2 separate regions of the Homo sapiens genome follow, and region 1 is linked to region 2. The links are chromatin loops, found by intact Hi-C in ENCODE. Cell type or tissue: OCI-LY7. All regions are shown on one strand.

The links. Hi-C counts contacts between places; a loop is a spot of excess contacts. Peaks named below come from ENCODE experiments on the same cell type or tissue, not always from the same donor. Only the 100,000 strongest peaks of a DNase experiment are listed, where the experiment ranks them.
Region 1: it touches region 2 in a loop (11-fold over the local background); 4 of 110 quality-filtered maps call a loop at or near these places.

The regions. Positions count from the first base shown.
Region 1 is chr3:170,018,884-170,023,883 of GRCh38, reverse strand. No RefSeq gene overlaps it. Among named protein-coding and RNA genes, the nearest start is that of GPR160, 17 kb to the left of the region's middle. In OCI-LY7, CTCF peaks have their summits at 2,339 and 2,540; a DNase peak (open chromatin) is centred at 2,583.
Region 2 is chr3:169,927,651-169,932,650 of GRCh38, reverse strand. It overlaps SAMD7 (sterile alpha motif domain containing 7), which reads right to left. Exons shown (of 9, transcript NM_001304366.2): 7 at 4,073-4,194. It also overlaps the pseudogene FAM20BP1. Among named protein-coding and RNA genes, the nearest start is that of SAMD7, 19 kb to the right of the region's middle. In OCI-LY7, a CTCF peak has its summit at 2,282 (motif pointing left); DNase peaks (open chromatin) are centred at 330, 780, 1,240 and 2,260; H3K4me3 peaks cover 974 bases; H3K27ac peaks cover 2,578 bases.

The DNA of each region.
Region 1 (5,000 bases), 91 kb before region 2:
TCTGGCTCACATTAAACAATGCTGCTCTAGGGTTTCTTTTCATCCAGCAATGGCTTAGTTAAGACAGAGGAGGCAATATGGATCCACGAAAAAGTGTCTGTGTGAAGCAGGGTGAAGAGTACGTGGGGGTTGATTATATTACATGGTCTATTTTTGCATATGATGGAAATTTCCCTTAATTAAAAGTTAAAAAGCAAACTCCCAAATATGCATAATTAATACAGAATTTTTTTTGCCATGGTTTAAGTTCCAAGCATGTAACTCATCTGAACAATTTATCCGTTTTAAAATATAATGAATTTCCTCTTGACTAGATCCCATCTGTAGGAGGTAAGCCAACAAGGTGTACTGCACAAGAAGAAAAGAATGCAGAGCTTTCAGTCTGGCCAAGAAGACAGGCTAGGTTCAAGGTAGGCAGTAGCTTCACACCTTGAGAGTTTCTAGCTTATTTCTCTCTATAGGAAATATTTGGTACAAAGTCCAAATTCAATGGTTAGTGCCTTGGACCCATAGGAACCTAGCCTTATCAGTAACAGGTTTCACAACATCTGCTATTTTCCTATGAAAGTGTACACACATAACTATGAAACCAGGACATGAAGTGGGAAGCAGTGATTAATTAAAAAGTGTCCTTTGTTTTATTTTTTTCTTGCAGCAGTACTCGAAGATTGCTTGTTAACCCCAGCATAGAGGGTAAGAGTATACCCTTGGGGTCAGACTCCCTGGTTTCAACTCCTGGGTAACTTAGAAAGTGTTACCTAAATTTTCAACGTGTTGGTAGACTTTTTCCATCTGTAAAATAGGAAGCATAAGGTAAGTCTCAAAGGATGTTGTAAGAATTCAATGAAATCATATGTGAAAAATGCTTTCACCGTACTTGGCCAAAAAGAAGGACCCAGTAAATGTTAGCTGTTGTTTTATGGCAAATTTTTGCTTATTTCTAGTTGTTTGACACTTTACAGATTCCCTGGCTAATGAAATATTCTGCCTTCTACATATAGTATGAGAAATGACCAATTATCACAGCATTAAATGGCTGTCTTTATCTCTAGACGCAACTCTTGAGGGCAGGATCTGTGTAGTTAAATAAAAATTACGGGGGGCTATTGTTTTGGGCTAAGTTTCTGCACTAGGCTCCAACAGACCAGACTAAAAATCAGAATGGAGTTAACTTTGATAAAGTTCCACATCACCAAATCCAAACTAGGTTGTTGTCTGACCTTCCGAGAAATCAGGAGAGATAACAGCCAGTTTCTCATACAGGCCCGGTTAAATCTCTGCTTTAACCTTTGTACAACAGAAGTAGCCTGAAGTAACCTAATATTAACTAATCAGTTATTTTTCTATTATTCTGTCTTCCTGTCCCCACCTTACAAGAAAAGTGGCTTTGAAAGGATCAATGCAATTTTCATTCTTTGCTTGTGCTTTCTTCCGTCCTTCTTTGTCTATAAAGCCAACCTCATCTGCTCAGCTTATCGGAACACTTACTCTGTTTTATGGAATGGAGTGTTGCCCAATTACAGACTCTCACATAAAGTCAACTGAGCTCTTTAAACTAAGTTTGTTGTAGTTTTTTATCATTTTGCAGTGTATTATTTATCTTTGAACCTTCAGTGTCTAGCATAATATGCAGCTCAGAATCTTTTTAAAAAGTCGTATTGACTGTAACAAAATACACCTAAAATTAAAGGCCTGGGCATTTTTCTTGTGGTTATAACAGGTTTAAGACACTGGTCTAAGTATATAAGCAATTTATAATGTGAAATGCATGTGGCTTTTGTATTTACCTTTCTTGGGGATGTCATTCAACACATATTTATTAGGTGCCTCCTATACAGAAGGTATGGAGCTGTGCACGGGGTGCTTCAGCAGGGTACAAAACAGACATGGTTCCTATGCCATAGAGCTAATTTTTAACAGGGACGGCAGCTTTACATGATTAACTACAAAATTATGTATTGATAATTTCAGGAGAAGCAGAAGGTGCCAAGAGAGCAAGGGGACACCTAGCCTGAGCTGGGGGCCTCTTGAGAAGGTGATATTCAAAGTGATAGCAAAGACATGAGCAGCTAAAGCCCAGCAAACAGGGTGAAAGAAGATGATAACAGGCTTTCTGGGCATTGAAAGCAGCCTGAAGGCCGCAGGGACCGAAAGAAGCAACATGAATGTTGAAGGAACTGAGGGAAGGCTGGCTTGCCTAGGTCTCAGTCTGGGGAATAGCAAGCTAGAATCTGTAGTTGGAGAAGTCAGCAGAGATCAAGGACCTGGCAAGCCCTGTGAAGGATTTTGAGTTTTATTCTGAATCCATGAAAAGACTCCCCTTCCAATGCGATGGCTTCTGGAATTTGCTTCCAATAATCCAAGAACGTTGGGGAGAGTGGGTGGGGTATATGTGAAACAAAATTGGCCATTCATTGATAATTGAATGAAGCTGGGTGATGAGTACATGGGTGTTCATTATATTCTCAATTTTTGTGAATGTTTTAAATTTTTCATAATTAAAAAAAGGAAAAAAAAATCCCTCCAGCTACAGTGAAGAGAAAGGACTGTAGGGGGCGAGAACAGATTGAGGGGACCAGCCTTTGCTATAGACCGGGTGAGAGAGATGAATCTTGAACTAAGGTGGTAGCAGCAGGATCTAAGGGAAGTGAGTAGATTCTAGTGATGCTGGGAGCTTGAATAGATAGAACTTGGTAATTGATTAGATGTGAGGGACAGGAAGTGGGAGATGAAGCTCTCATGTGAACAAGTCATGTGCCAAGGGCGGATTTTGGTACAGCTTTTTTTTTTTTTTTTTTGAGACAGTGTCTCGCTCTCGCTCTGTTGCCCAGGTTGCAGTGCAGTGGCACAATCTCAGCTCACTGCAGCCTCCACCTCCTGGGTTCAAATGATTCATTCTCCTGCCTCAGCCTCCCAAATAGCTGGGATTATGGGTGCACACCATGCCTGGCTAGTTTTTGTATTTTTAGTAGAGACGGGGTTTCACCACGTTGGCCAGGCTGGTCTTGAACTCCTGACCTCAGGTGATCCACCTACTTTGGCCTCCCAAAGTGCTGGGATTATAGGCATGAGCCATTGCGCCCAGCTGAGCCTGCTGTAGTCTTAACACTTCCTCCCACTAACTCCATCTATCTACCATCTAATTAGGGTTTAATTTAATTCAGCAAACATTTTTAGATTCTTACTGTTGCCAAGTACTGTATGGGAGATGTGGGGAGGGGTAAAGAGGAACATGCAATTATAAACACACTAAGCTCTCATTAGTTGTCTGTGGTGGGAGAGCCATTTTATATACATTACCCATAACCCTCACAGCATCCATGCAAAGTAGACATTATTTTATATTTTATAGATGAGGAAACGGGTTTGGGGAGGTTATGGAACCTGCCTGAGGTCTGAGATGGAAGTCAAGTTCAATTTTTGGCTCTAATGCTTGAGCTCTTTCCCCTACACAAGTACTGAAAATGCAGATAAAGAAGTTCCAAAGAAAATTCTATTCATTTCAGTTGTTTTTCTCAGATTCACACTGAGGCTGAAAACCATAGTTTCATGATCCCAAGCTAATGCTAACATGCTACCTGGAAGTTAATATACGAAAATCTGAGATGGGTCAAGCCAGTTCACCATTTCCATCATAAAGAGCCACAGTTATCTCTTAATCAAGTTAAACTATCTTTCCCCATATGGTATGTTTAACCCTTTAAGTCCAGTTACTGGAATGAAGTTTGAGAGTTTCATGTGTTTCTTCTCTGAGGACAGGACCATTATTGTTCCAAGGCTAGCCGCAGGCAAGATATCTAGCACTTTCTCTTCCCTGCTGTGATTCAAGTGGTTGTAGAAGATAACTGCTTTGTCAAATATTTATATACCTGTGCTTATTTATTTTTAAAATCTAGGCGAATATTTATACAGTAAAATATATTCAAATGATAAGCTTATGACAATGACATAGGTAAAATATAGTGACAAAATTTTCCTCCTTAACCTTTTAAATTTGTAATTTTATTTTTTATTTACTTATTTTTTTTTTTGAGACGGAGTCTTACTCTGTTGCCCAGGCTGGGGTGCAGTGGCGTGATCTCGGCTCACTGAAACCTCTGCCTCCCGGGTTCAAGTGATTCTCATGCCTCGGCCTCTCAAGTAGCTGGCACTACAGGCATGAGCCACCATGCCCAGCTTATTTTTGTATTTGTAGTAGAGACAGCATTTCACCATGTTGGCCAGGCTGGTCTCAAACTCCTGACCTCAGGTGATCCACCCGCCTCAGCCTACCAAAGTGTTGGGATTACAGGCATGAGCCACTGCGCCCTGCCAACTTTTTTTATTATGGAAAATTTTAAACATGCAAAGAAAAAAAACTAGAATAGTATAATAAGCCCCTGTGTTCCATTACCCAGCTTCAACAATTATTAACTCATGGTCAGTCTTGTTTCATCGATATCCCACCCACTTCCTCCCACACATTTTGTTCTGAAGCAAATCCCTGACATCATATCATTTCATCCGTAAATATTTCAGTATGTACTTGTAAAAGATAAGACTCTTTAGGGACCAAGTGTTTTGTCAAGCATTTCTTGAGACTGATCTGTGGGAAATTTGCCAAAAAAAAAGTGGCTCAAATGTTTTGCAGAAAGCTGCACTTCTTGGAGGGGTGGGGAGTGAGGTTGGAGGTGATGGTGAAGTCCACAGTGACAGCCTTTGGGTGAGGGTGTGACCGGTCTTCACAGTGTCAGTGCCCACTTAGGGAAAGTCAGTCCTATCTATACTTTGTGAAAACCAGGACTTCAAATCTTGGACCACTCTCTTTGTTATTAGCTTTCTACTACCTTTTGCACCTGCAGTGTTTGCAATGTCCTTTCCCAAAGGTTAGCTCATTTTAATTAAGACCAGTAACAGGGCCATCGAGGAAATGCACTGACTGTAAATACCTTGAGGGTAGAGTCTGGATACATAATTGTATCCCTGCAGTACCTTGCATAGCACTTAGCCCATAGTAGGTG
Region 2 (5,000 bases):
GTCTCCATCGGCACAAGCTGATTCTGTTTCTCGGTAGTAATAACACTTCCCATAAAAACAAGTATTGTGTCCTACAGTTAGGAAGGGGCTCAACAGCTGCTCCATGGTAACAGGCTTGATCTCTGTCTGAAGATGAACGGATCTGCCCACCATCAGCAGGGCTCTGGGACACCCACAATCCTGTCCAAGTGAAAGGCTGCTACCTCCGCATTGTGTCTATCATAACCGGCATATGGTTCCCTTCCACTACATAGTCTCGGCTATACTACTTAGGTTCGAAAACAACTTTCTGTTCCCTTTCAAGGATCAGTAAGGCTTTCAGCTGTGTCCCTTTATAACCCACATCAGCTTTAATAATTTGCTTGGTGGCCATGGCATGCATGATTGCCCCCAGCTCTGGTGTCTCTTCACAGTACACTTCCTGGGGAACCACCCACTGGGCTGCAGTCTCCTAGGAAGACTGCAACGTGTGGTCCAACTTGGGTGACAGCTCCATCCACAAGCCAGTCATCATTCGGTGAAAAGCCCTCAGGGGATCAAGTAGTGAAACGCTGCTTGGCAGTTGATGTATCTAAGTTGTCAATCAGGAAAACTTTGGTGAAGATAAAGATGACAGGAATTGCTAACAGCATGACTCGCTGCTTTAGCTTCATGTTGACCTCTTTTCTTCTCCCCTGACCCACTCACTCTCTGGCTCACTTATCAAGGAGAGGCAGTGGTAATGGTTAGTAAGGAGATTCCATCATTACACACATTGGTCCATTTGTGGATGCACCTTCCACAGTTCCCGTTGCGTCCTAGACTCGCTCGTGGCTACCCATGCAGTGCAATGCAGCATGGCCCCCGAGGAGGGGCAGCCCCAGGCTGTGCTTATCACCCCAGCCACTGCCACCACCACTGCAGCTCCCACCATTCCCTGGCCACCTCTCTCAGCGCTGAGCCAGCCGTCCCCCAACAAACTGCATTAAGTAATTATTTCTTTTCCTATTTTAATTAAGCAAATTATAGAAAATGGCTAATATAAATTAAAGAGCCAGGTGCGGTGGCTCACATCTGTAATCTCAGTTACTTGGGAGGCTAAGGCTGGAGGATCACTTGAGCCCAGGAGTTTGAGACAAGTCTGGGCAACATAGTAGACCCCCATCTCTTTAAAAAAAATTAGCTGGGTGTGGTAGTGTGCACCTGACAATTTGTGAGCATCCAAAGGAGGAACCACGTGGATAAATTTTCAAGCAGAGGTAGGCTGGCAGCCAGGGGACTGAAATGTGTGAGGATCTAACCCTCAGCCATGGTGGATGTACTCAGGGCCTGGGGCGAGGACACATACATGTCCCTGTCGCTCAGATGTACCCCCTTCTTTCTCACCAGAGCAGTTTGGGCCATGTGTAATGATATAAATGTGCACATATTTTCAGTAATTTCAGTTCTTTTTAGAGAGAGGATATTTTATCTGCTGAGTCCTCTGAACTAGACATTTACTTGGAACAAAATATGTTGCAGGCTCTCCTGAATGTTCCTTAACAGCTGAGCCACCAATCCTTTCTCTACACCTATTTAAAAGAGTTCATTTGCACTTGGGGCTTTGGGTTTTAGTTGTTATTTTTTTTCTGCTGAATTTCTTTTTCTACCTACAGGAGGTGAGTGGTGAGAAGTTGCTGAGTAGGCACCTAAGGCAGAGATGGGGAGTAAGAGGATAGTTGGGGGACAGTAGGTTTAACGCCAGCTAATCTCAGCACCTTGGTCCAACTCATTTAAAGAAAGGGGCTATGGGGCTGGGCGCGGTGGCTCATGCCTGTAATCCCAGCACTTTGGGAGGCCGAGGTGGGCGGAACATGAGGTCAGGAGGTTGAGACCAGCCTGGCCAACACGATGAAACCCTGTCTTTACTAAAAATACAAAAAATTAGCCAGGCGTGGTGGTGTGCACCTATAGTCCCAGCTACTCGGGAGGCTGAGGCAGGAGAATCGCTTGAACCCAGGAGGCGGAGGTTGTGGTGAGCAGAGATGATGCCACTGCGCTCCAGCCTGGGCGACAGAGCAAGACTCTGTCTCAAAAAAAAAAAAAAAAAAAAAGAAAAGAAAGGGGCTATGAGTAACAATGAGTAACACCTGATGGGACATTTTAGACAAGCGTCCTTGTGAGAGTGGGGTACAAGCAGTGCTGCTTCAGGGCTGTTGCATCCAGAGGGCATCTCCCCATTTCTGTATAAAATAACATCACAGAGCATAGCTGGGGGCAGGCACAGCACAGCAGTGACATCTTTCAGTTGATGCCACCTGCTGTCACTTGGAGGGAGTATACTTTAATGGGGAAACTAAAGCAGGACTTGATCCTAAACAAATTTGAGACGTATCTAGAAATAATTGCTACCACTTCTTGGGGTAGGGAAGAGGGCGCTGACATCCTGTCAGTGAGAGATAATGAGTCAGCAGAGTTTGGAGTACTCATGTTTATGTGACTTCTGTGTACCCACAAGGGGACATTTGGGATTTTAAACTATGAAAAGCATGTAATATTATTTATTACAAGAGCTATTATTATAAATTGCACTTTTCTGACTATGGATCACTAAGAATAATCAGAGTTCAAATTCAATGTGCCAGATCTTAGCAATCACATGCTTATTAAATAAGGGTTGCTCTTCCGGTTGTTATCAGAAGTTAGCAACTTAATTGAACCCATGGTTGACATGGCACTTGAAGTGGTATAGATACATTTAAAAAGTGGCTTACCCATGACTAATGACTAATTTTTAAAAATAAGGTTATAACCATTGAACAGGGAAGAGTAGGCCAAAAACTTTTTATCAGGTTATGCAAAAGACAAAAATGGGTGACTTGAGGAACACAACTTGCTTCATAAGTAACTTGAGGCTTGGCCGTCTCTTGGGTATAATGATGAAATTCATGTTTATTGAGTATTTACAAGGTGCCATGCACTCTAATGCTCACAAAAATCCTCTGAAAATGTATTATTATGATTATCTTCATTTTACAGATAAAACAACTGAGGCACAGAGAAGGGAGGCAACTTGTCCTAGGTCACACAACCAGAAAATAGAAAAGCCAGGATTTGAATTTGTACTTTCTGGCTTCAGAAGCTATATTCTTAGTAACTACTCTATATAGTTTTTCCGTAAGTCCCGTAAACTGAACTAAAAAATAATAATAATAAAAAGAAAAAGAGTTAACAGTATCTCACTGTAGACAAACATTTCACAAAACAGATCTGGAAAATAATCAGCTCTAGTATCAGTTAATTATGATGTAGTTAAACCTTAATATCCTTTTCTTGCTTTCTTTTCCTTTAACATGCAAACCAAAAATGATACTAGATTTAGTAGGCACTTTATTGCTTAGAATTGTATTATTAAATAACTCAAAAAAGTAAACTAAATGCATGAAAATGTAGCATTGACATAAACTTCAAAATTTTACCAACCTATGACTTTTGTCACAAATTTTTCAATACTAGTGAGGCTAGTTTTGTTTCTAACTGCCCTGATAGTTCATTATAGTTTTTTAAAATGGTATTTTATGCCAGATTGAATATGTTGTATGCATTTTTATATATTGTCCCAGCATAAATACAGAATTTAAAATAATGAATTTCTAACTTTTCAGATATTGCCTTCTTGTTCCTTTTAGAATGAAGTATATATTCCTGTTACTTACAGTGAGTAACCTAAAACTTCTCACCCAGAAGTCTGTGCTCCAAAAATGTTTGCTATGTGGATAAGTAGGGAATGTAGTCGTTATTTCCCATTCTTTTTGGATGTTCAGCTTCTGAACCTTCTTCTAATTTTGGGAGAATTCCTACTTCTTAGGAGTCTTGATAGGAAAGAAGCTAAAGACAGACAATGGCTTTCCCAGCCTCCCCTGATGCTGGGGTGTGGGTGTATGACCCAAGTTCCACCAATCAGAGACCTGTCCCAGGGTAGACACTGGCATAAAAAAGAGAGATTAGTAGGAATCCTTTCTGGAGGCACAATGCAAGTTTGACCTAATTCATTATGCAGGAAAGATATTTCAAACTGTTTTTCTTGTATGGAAATACTTAAACATTAAGTCACCTGAGCATAGTCTGAACAACCTGGAAGGCTGCGAATGAAGCTGTGCACATCATCCACGGTCCACTTCTGAATATCTTCATCCAAAGAAAGATTCCCCCCAATTGTAACCAGTGCATGTGTTCCTTTAAAATGGAAAGAAATTGTGGCATAAAATACATACAGGTTTATGTATAGTTACATTAATTTCCTTATATTCTATCACCCCAGAGTGGTCTTGATTTGCAAACGCCTTACAAGATATTAGGAATTACTAGGAGATGTTTTCTAAAAGCTTCAGCTGCCTCCTTTCTTTTCTTTCTCTGAAAAGATCTTTACTGATAGCATTTATTGTAAGTAAACAAGTTCCAGGTTTGCACCAGCTTCTCTCAGATTACAACAGAAATGCCCCATGGATTCTATTCTCCAGATTAATGTTACTATGTTTTCGTGATAGGTGATTATCCTGCTTTCGAGATGAGACAATAATTTAGCTACATTTTCATCAGAATGGCAAATTAACACTTTGTAGGGAAACAGTTGGTATGGTGGCTGTATTACATGCCCTTCACAATCCCTGTGTCTTAAAATATATTTTTTTTTATCTAAAGGAGTGCTAGAAAACTATTCAGTGTGCGTTTCTGTCATGAAGTGCATTAGTATTTTTAAATTTGAAAGTATCAACAGTATTGGACACTGAAAGGTAATACTTCTGCTTAATTGCCTGTTTTTTCATATACTTAAATATCAGGGAGATAGAATTCACACTTTGAAGCAAGACGCCTCTCTGCTTTGTTGAAGAAATGAACACTAAATTACATTAAAATCTTAAATTAAAATTCTATTATGTTTCCCAAGATATTTACCTTCCCAGCCTTTGTTGAAAATTCTCTATATAGCAAAATATAAACAGAGGCTAGTTTCACTGATATGGCTTATTAGCACTGATAGA